2 separate regions of the Homo sapiens genome follow, and region 2 is linked to region 1. Evidence: chromatin contacts called from ENCODE Hi-C or POLR2A ChIA-PET data. All regions are on one chromosome and are shown on one strand. The core of a region is the stretch at or near the end of the contact, and the rest is flanking DNA. Distances in the headings are between cores, read along the strand shown.

Region 1 (7,107 bases), core at 2,043-4,542:
GGGACATCCTCTGGCTCCTACCAGTTCTCCATGGTGGCCGGCAGCAGCAGTGGGGGCGACCGCTCACCTACCCGCATGCTGGCCTCTTGCACCAGCAGCGCTGCCTCTGTCGCCGCCGGCAACCTCATGAACCCCAGCCTGGGCGGCCAGAGTGATGGCGTGGAGGCCGACGGCAGCCACAGCAACTCACCCACGGCCCTGAGCACGCCAGGCCGCATGGATGAGGCCGTGTGGCGGCCCTACTGACCGCCCTGGTGGACTCCTCCCGCTGGAGGCGGGGACCCTAACAACCTTCAAGACCAGTGATGGGCCGGCTCCGAGGCTCCGGGCGGGAATGGGACCTGCGCTCCAGGGTGGTCTCGGTCCCAGGGTGGTCCCAGCTGGTGGGAGCCTCTGGCTGCATCTGTGCAGCCACATCCTTGTACAGAGGCATAGGTTACCACCCCCACCCCGGCCCGGGATACTGCCCCCGGCCCAGATCCTGGCCGTCTCATCCCATACTTCTGTGGGGAATCAGCCTCCTGCCACCCCCCCGGAAGGACCTCACTGTCTCCAGCTATGCCCAGTGCTGCATGGGACCCATGTCTCCTGGGACAGAGGCCATCTCTCTTCCAGAGAGAGGCAGCATTGGCCCACAGGATAAGCCTCAGGCCCTGGGAAACCTCCCGACCCCTGCACCTTCGTTGGAGCCCCTGCATCCCCTGGGTCCAGCCCCCTCTGCATTTACACAGATTTGAGTCAGAACTGGAAAGTGTCCCCCACCCCCACCACCCTCGAGCGGGGTTCCCCTCATTGTACAGATGGGGCAGGACCCAGCACGCTGCTGGCAGAGATGGTTTGAGAACACATCCAAGCCAGTCCCCCCAGCCCAGCTTCCCCTCCGTTCCTAACTGTTGGCTTTCCCCCAGCCGCACGGGTCCCAGGCCCCAGAGAAGATGAGTCTATGGCATCAGGTTCTTAAACCCAGGAAAGCACCTACAGACCGGCTCCTCCATGCACTTTACCAGCTCAACGCATCCACTCTCTGTTCTCTTGGCAGGGCGGGGGAGGGGGGATAGGAGGTCCCCTTTCCCCTAGGTGGTCTCATAATTCCATTTGTGGAGAGAACAGGAGGGCCAGATAGATAGGTCCTAGCAGAAGGCATTGAGGTGAGGGATCATTTTGGGTCAGACATCAATGTCCCTGTCCCCCCTGGGTCCAGCCAAGCTGTGCCCCATCCCCCAAGCCTCCTGGGAGGATCCAGCCAAATCTTGCGACTCCTGGCACACACCTGTCTGTAACCTGTTTTGTGCTCTGAAAGCAAATAGTCCTGAGCAAAAAAAAAAAAAAAACAAAAAAACAAAAAAAAAACAAAACAGTTTTTAAAACTGATTTTAGAAAAAGAAGCTTAATCTAACGTTTTCAAACACAAGGTCTCTTACAGGTATAGTTCCGTGATTATGATAGCTCTGTGATTATAAGCAACATCCCCGCCCCCTCTCCCCCCCGCGGACCCCCAGCTGCCTCCTGAGGGTGTGGGGTTATTAGGGTCTCAATACTTTCTCAAGGGGCTACACTCCCCATCAGGCAGCATCCCACCAGCCTGCACCACAGGCTCCCCTGGGAGGACGAGGGAAACGCTGATGAGACGCTGGGCATCTCTCCTCTGTGGCTCTAGGACATCTGTCCAGGAGGCTGGGCGGAGGTGGGCAGGATGTGAGAGGTGGGGAGTACTGGCTGTGCGTGGCAGGACAGAAGCACTGTAAAGGGCTCTCCAGCCGCAGCTCAGCTGCACTGCGTTCCGAGGTGAAGTCTTGCCCCTGAATTTTGCAAAATGGGAAAGTGGGCGCTTGCCCAAGGGCCAGGCTGCATGGATTCTCACATCAGAGTTCTCTGGCCCTAGAAAGGCTTAGAAAAGGCGTAAGGGAACTCATAAAGGCTAGCAGCATGCGGTATTTTAACTTTCTGCCTCGGCCTCTGTGGATGCAGAAATCTGCCCTACAAAATGCTCTTCATTGGTTGTCTCTGTGAGAGCACTGTCCCCACCCAACCTGTCACAACGGCCAGAACCATACACCAGAGACACACTGGCAGGTTAGGCAGTCCTTCTGGTGATCCTATTCCATTCCCTCCTGCTGCGGTTTCTCTTGGCCTGTCCTCACTGGAAAAACAGTCTCCATCTCCTCAAAATAGTTGCTGACTCCCTGCACCCAAGGGGCCTCTCCATGCCTTCTTAGGAAGCAGCTATGAATCCATTGTCCTTGTAGTTTCTTCCCTCCTGTTCTCTGGTTATAGCTGGTCCCAGGTCAGCGTGGGAGGCACCTTTGGGTTCCCAGTGCCCAGCACTTTGTAGTCTCATCCCAGATTACTAACCCTTCCTGATCCTGGAGAGGCAGGGATAGTAAATAAATTGCTCTTCCTACCCCATCCCCCATCCCCTGACAAAAAGTGACGGCAGCCGTACTGAGTCTGTAAGGCCCAAAGTGGGTACAGACAGCCTGGGCTGGTAAAAGTAGGTCCTTATTTACAAGGCTGCGTTAAAGTTGTACTAGGCAAACACACTGATGTAGGAAGCACGAGGAAAGGAAGACGTTTTGATATAGTGTTACTGTGAGCCTGTCAGTAGTGGGTACCAATCTTTTGTGACATATTGTCATGCTGAGGTGTGACACCTGCTGCACTCATCTGATGTAAAACCATCCCAGAGCTGGCGAGAGGATGGAGCTGGGTGGAAACTGCTTTGCACTATCGTTTGCTTGGTGTTTGTTTTTAACGCACAACTTGCTTGTACAGTAAACTGTCTTCTGTACTATTTAACTGTAAAATGGAATTTTGACTGATTTGTTACAATAATATAACTCTGAGATGTGTGGAAGGAGTCCAGTGCCCGGTTTCTAGGGCTATGCATGGAGGTGGGGTGGGGTGGGGGAGAGGATGGAGACCTCCTGCTGTTGCCCAGGAGGAACAGGAACAGAGACACCCAGCACCTTCATCTCCTTGCTTCCAACTTCTTCAGGAATGGCCGCAGAGACCACCCTGGCCACAGGACAGCCGGTGAGGCCTGCTCCTGTATGGCTGGGACCCCAGGAGAGCATCAAATAGGTCTTCAAAGTGCCACAACCCTTCCACCAATCATGAGCGGGCTGTGAGTCTTCCCAGCCGTGTTGGGAGGAATTCCTATGCCTGTTCCTCAGATTCACATTTCGGGAGGGGGCAGAGGCAGAGGGAGAGTCCAAGTGCCTTGGTGAGAACCCCCCTCTGAGGCTCGTGTTTCAAGATCTGTGGCAAGCTAGCAGCAGTGGGGATTGGGAGTAAGCGGCAACTTCAGTGCCCCCATTTTGCAGATGAGACAACTGCGGTGCAAAGAAGGAGTGTCATCAAGGTCCATGTCTCCCTGGGGTTGTCCATGGCTGAACTGGGACCACAGCCCAACAATGGTAGCATGGGTGTGATGGTGTGGGGACCTGGCTTGACAGCCCCCCTCCCACCTTGCCAGCAAGGAGGCCTGGTCCACTTGGGATTTGTACCAACACACAGCCCAGAGCCTGGCCAGTTGGGATTTGTGAAGGGAAATTTTTACAAAACAGACCTTATTTTTGAGTGATGCCCACCGACTTCAAAAACCACTCCCAAAGCTTTGCCCTGCTCAGTTTGGTTGGTCTGCCTGAAACTCAGCTCCCAACAAGAAGCTTCCATTTCCCTAGCCCGGCATCCCCTTTTACCCAAAAGACAGCAGGTCCATCTCTGGACAGGACCTCAGCCGTGGCTACAGAACTTCTCTGTTGGTCTGCTCTGGGCAGCCTCTGCCAGGGTTGGTCCTGAAACGGCATCTACATGGCCAAAACTGTTTCTATTTATTTGGGGTCACTTTGTAGGGGATGGTAGCACTCCTCACCAGGCACACTTTGGTGCCACAGCAGATCGGAGAGGAGCTGTGCCCTCCAGAGTTCCTGACTCAAATCTCCATCACCTGCACCCTAGCAGGCACGAACCAGCACACCCAGCTTGCCAAGGGGAAACTCAAGGTCCCGAGAAGTCTCAGCTTGCCTGAGGTCCCAGGGCTGCGGGAGGAAGTGCTGCAGTAGCCACAGCAGCCTGCAGGTGGCAATAGGGGGCGGCATCCCTGGGCAGCAGGTGGAGAGAGTGGACATCATCCCCTTTGGACAAGGGTGAGGAGAGGCTGCCTTGGTTACAGCAAGAATTCAGGTAAGGTATTAAGAAGAACTTCCCAACCTCAGGTGACTCATTCCCGAAAGGGCCAGCTAAAGGTCTTGATGTGGGGAAGGTTTTCCCTTCCCGAGCCGTGTGGCAGTGGGAGGTCCCTGTCCCTCTCTGAGTCTCCCTTTTTGGTCATACGCTGAATGAGCACCGGCCGTGTGCCAGGTGTGGAGTAGGACCCCACACCCCATAATCGTCTGCTTTGGGACAGGGTGTACCTGGCTTGAAGGCAGGGTTGACTTTCATAGTTTTACAACCCTGGCCTCCTGGACCCTGGGCCCAGCCCCACCCATGTCCCCTGAGCCACCAGCAAGAGCTTAGGTCATGTAGAAGCCAGTTCAGATTGAGGAAGCCATTTAGTTCCACAGCCTGGGAGCCCCTGGACTCCAGAATTCCGCTTTGGAGGCTCTAGGAGTCCTGTTGATCTGGGCTGGACTTTGAGTCCCTCCAGTTTCTTCAGCCCCCACAGCTTGAGGTTGGCCCAGATGGGCCCAATGATGGACCCAGAGAGCCGGCTGTGGCCTGGGGGCTCCCAGAAGTGGCCTCCTGTGGGGTGAAGTGGCCCAGATGGACCCGCCTTGCCGGCCCCTAGGAGCAGCCCTGCCACTGTTGGGCTGTGGCCATGGGGATGGCTTTGGCTTTTACACTGAGCAATGGATGTCCTGGCAGTGAGGCTACAGGCCAGAGATGACACATTCCCACGTTAGGGCCTGGTGAGGGCTTGAGGAGATGGCGCGGGGTGGGGCCAGTGCCGTGGGTAGGGGAGGGCAGGGCTGGATGCAGACCCAGCCCTGCCTCCCTCCTCAGCCCCGGCCTCTCCTCTGCTCCAGACTGCACCCCCGCATAAATGCAGCCCCCCAGCATGGCCCAGAGGGCAGCTCTCAGCTGCACCAAACAACCCAGCCTGGCCACGTGAGTAGAGAATACACCTCAGTGGGTCGGTTCATTTTGGGGTCGTAAATGAAATGAGCTGTCAAATGGGACGGGGGCAGGAGGGAGGCCAGAGTGAAAGAATGAACTGTTCCTGGCAGAAATCCAAAATGCCCCTCATTCCTCCCCATGAGGGCTCCAGAGCTGGGAGGGGTGAGGGGCCACATCGCCCCGACATCCGCAGCCACACCTGTGTGGTCCAGTGGCTGGGGAAGCCTGGGGAGCCGGATCCCGCGCTTCCTATTTTTAGTTTTGCAGCTAAGAGTGCGCTGTGTGTTTTATATATTTATATTCACCCACAGAAAGGGCCTGCCCTGGGCCTGGCCCAGGGGACCTATCATGGGAAGGGGAGTGCGGCAGCCCTGGAGCCGGCCTGGACTACCCTCCTTTGTGCCCACCCTGACGGCTGGCAGCAATGTGGGCTCTCTGGTGTCCAAACACACCATTTGGGCCACACCACCCCACTCAGCTCATTGGGCTGGGTGTCTTTGAGGCCTTGGCCAGAATTCATTCACTCATTCACCAGACACAGAGCCCCACCCCACCCTCAGGTGCCAGACACCAAGAACAAGGTGAACAAGTCACAGCCATGGCCTCAGGGATCTCACAGGGCAGACAGACAGGAAAGCAGGTTGTGCCAGCCCAGTGTGGATCAGGGCAAACAAGCCAAGCTCCTCAGAGAAAATGTCTCTCCCCCGAGATCAGATGGAAAGATGAGTAGGAATGGATCAAGCAGAGATGTGGCAGGAGGGAATCCCATGTGCAAAGGCCTGGAGAACCAGGTGTCGCTGAGCTGGGAGGATGGTGGGGCAAGTGGCGCAATGGTGATGGGAGGTGGGAGAGGATCCATGTCAGGGGTCAGTGGCACGGGGGAGCCAAGCGGAGATGTATGTGTTGGATGGGAGCACCATCATGGTGCGGACTGGGGATGAGGGTCCAGAGACCTGTTCACAGGCTACTAAAATAGTCCAGGCAAAGGAGAAGCCTGTGCAGAATGACAGAGGGAGGAGCTAAGAGGTATCTTAGACATCATTAGCACCAAAGTCACAGGAAGGGCACCATGCCCCAAACCTCAGGTTTGAATGTCTCTCAATCTCTCAGGGTTAGTGGCATTTCATGTGCCACTGGGGGCAAGGTCTTAACAATAGTCTTTATTATCACCCAGTTGGCAATTGCCCCCTCCCTCTCCACCACTTCACAAGTGAAGCCTTATGTCCTGCCTCAGTTTCCTTATAGAACCATGTGACCATACCAGAGGCCACATGCAGCCTCTCCTCTCAGACTTGTGGGTCCAGGACGCTCAGAGTCCGGCCAAGCTACCCCACTCTCCTTCATGGTCTGAAAATATAAAGATTATGAGACTCTCCATCTGCGGTTCCTGAGTTCTATATATTACATTTTAAGTAATATTTTTAGTTTTTATTTTTAGACAGGGTCTCACTCTGTCACCCAGACTGGAGTGCATTGCAGCCTCCAACTCCTGGGCTCAAGTGATCCTCCCTCCTGCCTTGGCCTCTCAAGGAGCTAGAACTACAGGTGTGCACCACCACACCTGGCTAATTTTTTTTTTAGAGGCAGGGCCTCGTTACGTTTCCCAGGCTGGCCTCAAACTCTTGGCCTCAAGCAAACCTTCCACCTTGGCCTCCCAAAGTGTCGGGATTACAGGATGAGCCACCATGCCCAGACTAAATGACATTTTTAAATGACACAAACTAATATATAATCATGAGAGGGAAAGTAGACAGTCCGGATTACCAACAAACACACGAGAAAAATGAGCCATAATCCCCCCCTCCAAAGATAACCACTGTTAATATTTTTAGGCTTTTCTCCCCCATTCAGATCTTTATTTCCTATAAATATATAAATACTTTTTAGAAATAAACATTTTTCTAGCCAGACACACACTGCGTATACAGGTTATCAATTAATATAGTTAAAAATAGAGATAAAATTAATCCAGAATGAAATCAATGCAAA
Region 2 (7,107 bases), core at 1,786-4,285, 200 kb before region 1:
CCCTCTCCCACTCCCTGTTCAAATAACCACATGTGGGCAGCTGCTGAGCTTCTCCAGCTTCCAGGGAGCAGGGAGCTGGGGTAGGGGGTAGAGGCAGCCCAGCTGGCTGTAATTATCCTAGAGGCCTCATGTGGGCTGCCTGCCCTTGGGGAGTGGGGATGCCCATTCGTCTTGGCTTCCTCTGTCCCTTCCCTGAGGGGTTTGGACCTGAAACTAGTGGAGGGGACCATAGAGAGGGGAGGAAGGAGAAGCCCACCATCCCCCCTCACTAGGTCTGAGGGGCCTGCATTCTGGGGTAGGCTCTGAAGTCTCCCTGATCAGAGAGTCTCAGGCTGTCCAGGCATGAACAGACCATGGAATTGGAAAATTTGAGGCTCAGAGAGGTTGTGACTTGCCTGGGGTCACCCAGCAGTGGAGGTGGCCTTCAACTCACGTCTTTCACCCCTGACTCCCTTTCTAGGACTCTCCTCGTGTCTCCCTTTCAAGCCCCTAATTTACTCATCTAATCAACAACTGTTAGTTGAGTGCCTGCTGAGTGCCCATGCAAGTGCTGGGGGCTAGGACACAGACAAAACCTCTGTGGGGGTGGGAGGGAGGACTTCCTTCAGGTGGTGGAGGAAGGCTTCTCAGCAGAGACGACATTTGAGGAAAAACAGGATGGACTCAGTCATGCGAAGATCTGGGGACAGGAGGTTCCACAAAAGGCCACAGCAAGTGCAAGAGCCCTGAGGTTGGAACGAGGCCATCCGTTATGGCTGGAGCAGAGTGAATGGGGGGCAAGGGTGGGGAGATGACATCAGAGAGATGGGTAGAGGCCAAATGAGGCAGATCTTGGTAAAGAGATGTCGAGAAGATGCCAGAGAGTTTGAACTGGGGCCCTCTAACTCCTTAGCTCCAGGCAGAACTCACCCCCCGTCCCCCACCCCGCGGCAAGTGGGTGAAGCCCTTGGAGAACGCAAGGACTCCAAGCCCAGGGCAGTTTCTTTCCTATCTGATTCTTTTGGGGGACAGAGTCTTGCTCTGTCGCCCAGGCTGAAGTGCAATAGCGTGATCTCAGCTCGCTGCAATCTCCACCTCCCAGGTTCAAGCAATTCTCCTGCCTCAGCCTCCTGAGCAGCTGGAATTACAGGTGTGTGCCACCATGCCTGGCTAATTTTTGTATTTTTAGTAGAGACAGGGTTTCACCATGTTGGCCAGGCTGGTGTCAAACTCCTGACCTCATGATCCACCCACCTCGGCCTCCCATAGTGCTGGGATTACAGGCGTGAGCCACTGTGCCTGTCCTGTCCCACCTGTTAGAGAAGAGGAAGGCAACCTGGTGTGTCAATGAGCCCAGAGCTGGGAGTATGGGGACCCGAGTTCTGGTTTGAGTGGTGTGTGAGACCTTGAACTGATCCCCTCTCCTCACTTGGCCTCAATCCTATCAGCTGTGGAGTGAGAGAATTGGAACAGAGGGCCCTCAGTTCTGCGGATGACACAGGAAGGAGAGGGGAGGAGGATAAAACAAAGCTCAAAGAGACTAAATGATACTCACGTGCATGGTGTCTGGCGGGGCTTGCAGCCGACTGCATCCAAAGCCACCCCAGGAGGTCATCATGATGAGGAAGTTTGGGTCTGTTTACTACGAGGTCAATGGCTGGCATCGTTCTCTGCTCAATTTTCACAGTTCCTTAGGGCTGAGAATGGACAGTCCTTTGCAGTACCAGCCAACGGACAGCAGAGGGCGCCAACTCAATGGTCAGGGATCCTGGAAGGAGGAAGTAGTTGGTCTGGAGTTTGCACAGGATGGTTGGTGGCTACCAAAGATTTCCCTTTCATAATAACCGGTGACAGCTGGTGTGTATCCATGTAGATTCATTGAACGAAGATTGACTATGGCTACTCTGCTGAGCATTGTTCTAGGTTTCAGGGAAACAGGGAATAATATAGGTCAGCAATGGCAAATGGCTTTTATATTTTTAAAAAATCAATTAATTAATTTTAATAACTTTTATCTTGAAGGTTTGCTTGCATTGGAGAACTATGCTTGGAAATTAGCGTTAAGAAAATTCTGAGGCTGCTTCCTGGCTCAGGGAGATAGGATAATGTGATTGATTAATCATGTCTGTCAGGGGGAGGTTGAGGAGGGGGCAGTGTGAGTGTCACTTCTCTAATGCAACCTTATTATGGGACAAGTGGGTAAATAAAGATGCAGAGATAGCAAGTTTATTTATATAGGGTCATGCTACTGGTAAGTGTTGGAGTTAGGACAATTGTGCAGTTTTCTAGTCATGTCTTTGGGCCTGAAGGAATGCATCTCCAGGCCTGCAGGGACTCTCTGGACAATGGTGCCATCACCAATGACCATTTTGGTAACCAGAATGCTTCCTGGTGGGGGAGGGCCTTTGATGTGGAGCCAACTGGGGTGGTGCTATGGTTTTGGGTGCTATGAAGGCCAAGCTGGTGGCCAGTGGGGGCAGGCTAGGCCATTCCAGAACCCAGAACCCATAGTTGGGACCAAACAGCTCAAAGCCAAGCAGTGGCAGAATTCAGGCTTGTCCCAGGCCACTGGACTGGGGAGTCCACGTTCGTTTTATGACCTCCACCCCACTTTGTGAGTTCCCACTGGCTTTGGATGGAGAAAGATGCGCTATGCCAGGCCCTGTGTGGGGACAGGGAGGTGCCTGAGCTAGAGTTCCTGTGTAAGGCATTTCCTGCCTATTGATGGGGACAGGTGTGGGGACAGCTTAACCCACACAAGGCAGAAGGGAGAGCTCCGCAGGACACCAGCAGAAAGGGGGAGATGGGAGGGGCAGTTACTTCTCTCTGGGGATGCCTGGGGAGGTGTCATGAAGGAAGTGCCTAAATATTTTTCTCTCATTACAAAAATAACTGTGTTTACTGCAGACAACTTTTTTTCAGAAAAAAAAATAAAATGATAAAAAGCCTCGAATCGATGTCATTACACAGAGACAGTGACTGATAGTATCTTTTTTTTCTTTTTTTGAGACATTGTCTTGCTCTGTCGCCCAGGCTGGAGTGCAGTGGTGTGACCTCAGCTCACTGCCACCTCCACCTCCCTGGTTAAAGCGATTCTCCTGCCTCAGCCTCCAGAGTAGCTGGGACTACAGGCGTGTGCCACCACACCCAGCTAATTTTTATATTTTTAGTAGAGACAGGGTTTCACCATGTTGACCAGGCTGGTCTTTAATTCCTGATCTCAGGTGATCCATCTGCCTCAGTTTCCCAAAGTACTGGGATTACAGGTGTGAGTCACTGTGCCCCACCAGTATCTTAATCATTTATTTACACATAACCACAATGATATCAGGTTGCATATATTTTTGAATTTTCTTTATTACTTAATGTAGTGGCTCTCAAAGTGTGACCCTTGACAGCAACATCCGTATCACCCGGGAGCTTGTCAGAAGTGCAAATTCTTGCTTTCCCTCTCAACCCCAAACCTCAGAGACTCTGGGGGTGGGGTCCAGTGGTCTGTGTTTTAACAAACCCTCCAGATTGTTCTGCTGCTCTGCAAATTCGTGAACCACTGACTTAGTGTATTATAAACAACTTCCCACTCTCTGACTGTCTTATGTTTAATGTGTGATCTTTTGTTGTACTGACCTGATGAATTCTGCTAAAGCAATGCTGTGGTGAACATCTTGGGTGCACGTATGTCCCTGTGCACACCGGGGCTTGTTTTGTGAGGTGCCCTTTGAGCTGAGCTAGTGACAGGAGGCAGGGGGTGGCTGCATGCAGAGAGAGGAGGGGAAGAGGCTGTGACCGCAGCTGTCTCTGACCTGGGACTGCGTGCAGACAGGAGGGACCAGAGCTCTTCTTCCCCATCACGCCCTCCCTGGAGTGGCTCTGGCAGAGCAGGAAGCAGGTGGTGAATGTGTCAACAGCAACTAGAAGCGACTTGGGCTAAAGGAGTCCAGATCTCTCGAGGCCGATGGTCAGTGCTGTCTGGTCAGCAAAGGGGAAGCTGCACTCTGCCAGGAGAAGACAGAGAAGAAAGAAGCAGCCAAAAACACGCTGCGGTGCCTTGTCCCTGCTGGCCTCAGCTTTGGTTTGTGATTGTTTTCTTGTATTTCTCCCTGCTTCCCCTCGCCTTGTGTATGGAGAAAAGATGGACTCTTTGGTCTGAGAATGCTCAACTCTGTGAGCCTTGATGTGAAATGCTGTCATTAATCCACCAGCTTTTGTCCTGTTTCCTGACATAGGCACCAGATTTCAAATTTGGGTCTCCATAGGTCCTCCCTGGACCCGTCAATTTCAGTGGCTCTACCCCAAAACACCCCAGCCCAGCCCCTTCAGAGAAGTCTCAAGACCTTGCTATCACTTTTTCTCTTGGCTCAGCTCCTGGGATTAGGCACGTGCAGATAGATCATTGTGGAAATGAGGGGGCAGCTCCCACCAGCTCACTAATTGGGATGATGAGTGAATAGGCAAGGAATGATCATGTGCTGAGGCCAACCGCTCTGCCCACTCAACCCCAATGGAGGGGAAGAGGCCGATGTTCTTACAGCCAGGAGCCAGTCTTAGCTGAGCCCAGGGCACTGCAGAGGGGCTGCACTTTTGGGTGGGAACTGCCCTGAAGCCCAAGGTGAAGCCAGCCCCTGCCTGTGACTGGGAAGAGCTGGCTGGGGCCCTGCTCAGGTGCAGCCCAGACTTGGGCACTGCTCCTGCCAGTCCACGGCTCAGCAACTTGCTGGGGCTCCACAGGCCCATTAAAGTGCTCACCTGGGGTGGAAGCCCACCTTTCTATGGCCCCAGATCTCTTCAGCTGTATCCCTTAGAAGAGTGCCTGATAAATATTGGTACAACGAATGAATGAATGAAGATGTCCCCCTCCAGCTAGGCAGCTAGATCTTGTATTACCCTTGAAATGCAGGTTATGTGTTTCTGCCACCTTCTTCTCTACTTATCCAAATTCTGCTAGTGCCTCAGCGCCTGGTCTACAGTACGTACTCAGTGTATGTGTGTTGATGTCCTCCTGTGGCTATGTGGCTCCGTGTCTACCTGTGCCCTGAGCTGTGTGTGTGTGTGTGTGTGTGTGTGTGTGTGTGTGTGTTGGAGTTGGGGTTTCTCTGTACTCCCTACAGAGCCCAGAGTTGTGCCAGGCTCAAACCAGGTCCAGACAAGGCAGCAGGAGAGTGACAGTCCTGCCACAGCCCACTCCTGATAGGGCTGAAGCAGTCTGTAAGTCCCAGATCCCTCCCCATTTGAGTTGGGAAGAGAATGTTCTTTGTTGGGTTGTCCACATTTATCACCAAATTTTACTCACCCTGATTCCAGAAAGGATGATGATGTGCTGATGCTAGAAACAGTGATTCAAGGCTAGAAGAACAAGAGCAGGAAATGGAACCAGGATGGTGGTACCAGAAAATCGGGCTGTGCCCAAACGTGTCTCTGAGCTGCTCCTTCACCAAGAGACCCACAGGATCACTGGCTTTTGGGTTTGGACAGGTACCTTCATGGTCCCCTGTGGAGCATGTGACAGAGGACATAGCCTATCGTTGAACCACAGGAACCAGATTCCAAGCCCAGCTCTTCTCTTTGTAGAACCTTGGACACATTTCCTTAAATTTGGGAAAAATCTCAAGCCATTATGTCTTAACATTTCTTTCCTGTCCCACTCTCGCTCACCTCTCCTTCTGAGACTCCAATCACACATACGTTAGACATTGTGATCTTGTCCCAAAGGTTCCTGAGGCTCTGTTCACCTTTCTTCAATTTTTGTTTGTCTCTTGGTTCTTCACATTGGGTAATTTCCATTGATTTGCCTTCAGGTTCACTGACCCTTTCTTCTTCCATCTCCAATCTGCTTGTTAAGCCCATCTAGTGATTTATTTATTATTTATTTATTTATTTTTTGAGACAGCGTTTCACTACCATTGCCCAGGCTGGAGCGCAGTGGTGCGATCTCCGCTTACTGCAACCTCCGCCTCCTGGGCTCAAGCTATTCTCCTGCCTTGGCCTCCCGAGTAGCTGGGACTACAGGCGCACATCACTGTGCCCAGCTAATTTTTGTGTGTGTTTTTTGTAGAAATAAGGTTTCACCATGTTGCCCAGGCTGGCCTTGAACTCCTGAGCTCAAGTGATCCGCCTGCCTCAGCCTCCCAAAGTGCTGGGATTATAGGCATGAGGCTCTGTGCCCAGCCTAGTGAATTTTTAAATTTTACTCATTGTATTTTTCAGTTCCAGGACGCTCATGTGGTTCTGTTAAAAATAGTTTCCATTTCTCTGCTGAGATGGGGTTGCATTTTCCTATTTTTGCATGTGTTACTTTTTGCCTGTAAACCATGCATGACTCATTGTAAAGATTCTGGATTCTCTTATCTTTCTCTGAAGGTTGTTGATTTGTGTTCAGTTAGATAATTAATCACTGGCCGATCACCTTAAGTGTGTGTGTGTGGGTTTGGTTTTACACTTTGTTAGGGCAGACCTGTGTGAAGCCCAAGCTTTCTTCCAAGCCCTTTTAACTTGGCGGGACTCAGTCTCTGCATTCCTTCTTCCCTGTGGTCATCGCCAAGGCTTGGCTTTCAGCTTTGGTAGAGAGGATCTAGAGTAGCCTCATTCAAGGCCAGGGTTTCTCAACCTTGGAATGATTGGCATTTGGGCCAGGGCAGTTCTCCGTGGTGGGGGCTGTCCTGTGCGTTGTAGAATGTTTAGCCGCATCCCTGGCCTCTACCTAACAGATGCCAGTAGCAACCCTCACAGTTATGACAACCAAAAATGTCTCCAGACTTTGCCAAATGTCTTCAGAGGGCCAGAATCATTCCTTATTAAGAACCATTGCTCTAGTGTATGGTCCTTCCTTGGAGATATTTGGGAAGAGCCTCTCATTAACTTTTGATAATCTCCTGAAATGAGGTTACACACCCATCACACAGGGCCTTCCACTCAGCTGAGAGAAGAATCTGTTCCATTACTTCCCCTCACTGTGGAGGACACTACAAATTTACATGCGTTAGCATCAGTCCTGGAGCAATCTTGAGAATATCACAACTAAATTGCCCTGTAATCTTTAGGGTGTTAAATTAGCTACATGTGAATATTTGAAATAGATCTTGATATTTGCACTTTGTGTCAGTATTTCCTCCCACTTTTTAATATGATCAG

What was found. Hi-C counts contacts between places; a loop is a spot of excess contacts on that map. ChIA-PET counts read pairs that join two places held with the same protein, here RNA polymerase II (POLR2A). Pooled maps may share reads with other maps.
Region 2: a loop to region 1 is called in a pooled map, with 4 times the contacts of the local background. The contact joins two enhancer-like sites. A Hi-C loop is called at or near these places in 1 of 168 maps with a recorded cell type or tissue (DLD1), 1 of 37 single-sample maps with no recorded cell type and 6 of 50 pooled maps. POLR2A ChIA-PET finds 5 or more read pairs at or near these places in 3 of 52 experiments (GM12878, activated CD4-positive, alpha-beta memory T cell and activated naive CD8-positive, alpha-beta T cell).

Annotation. Positions count from the first base shown.
Region 1 is chr1:24,895,261-24,902,367 of GRCh38, reverse strand. It overlaps RUNX3 (RUNX family transcription factor 3), which reads left to right. Exons shown (of 5, transcript NM_004350.3): 5 at 1-2,857. The coding sequence ends at 246. Among named protein-coding and RNA genes, the nearest start is that of MIR6731, 21 kb to the left of the region's middle. RefSeq lists enhancers at 1-40, 121-190, 521-970, 1,738-1,787, 3,878-3,947. Within about 2 kb of position 3,292, at least 3 of the 41 ENCODE cell types and tissues checked have a DNase peak (open chromatin) inside an H3K27ac peak, as active enhancers do.
Region 2 is chr1:25,096,224-25,103,330 of GRCh38, reverse strand. No RefSeq gene overlaps it. Among named protein-coding and RNA genes, the nearest start is that of LINC02793, 59 kb to the right of the region's middle. Within about 2 kb of position 3,035, at least 4 of the 41 ENCODE cell types and tissues checked have a DNase peak (open chromatin) inside an H3K27ac peak, as active enhancers do.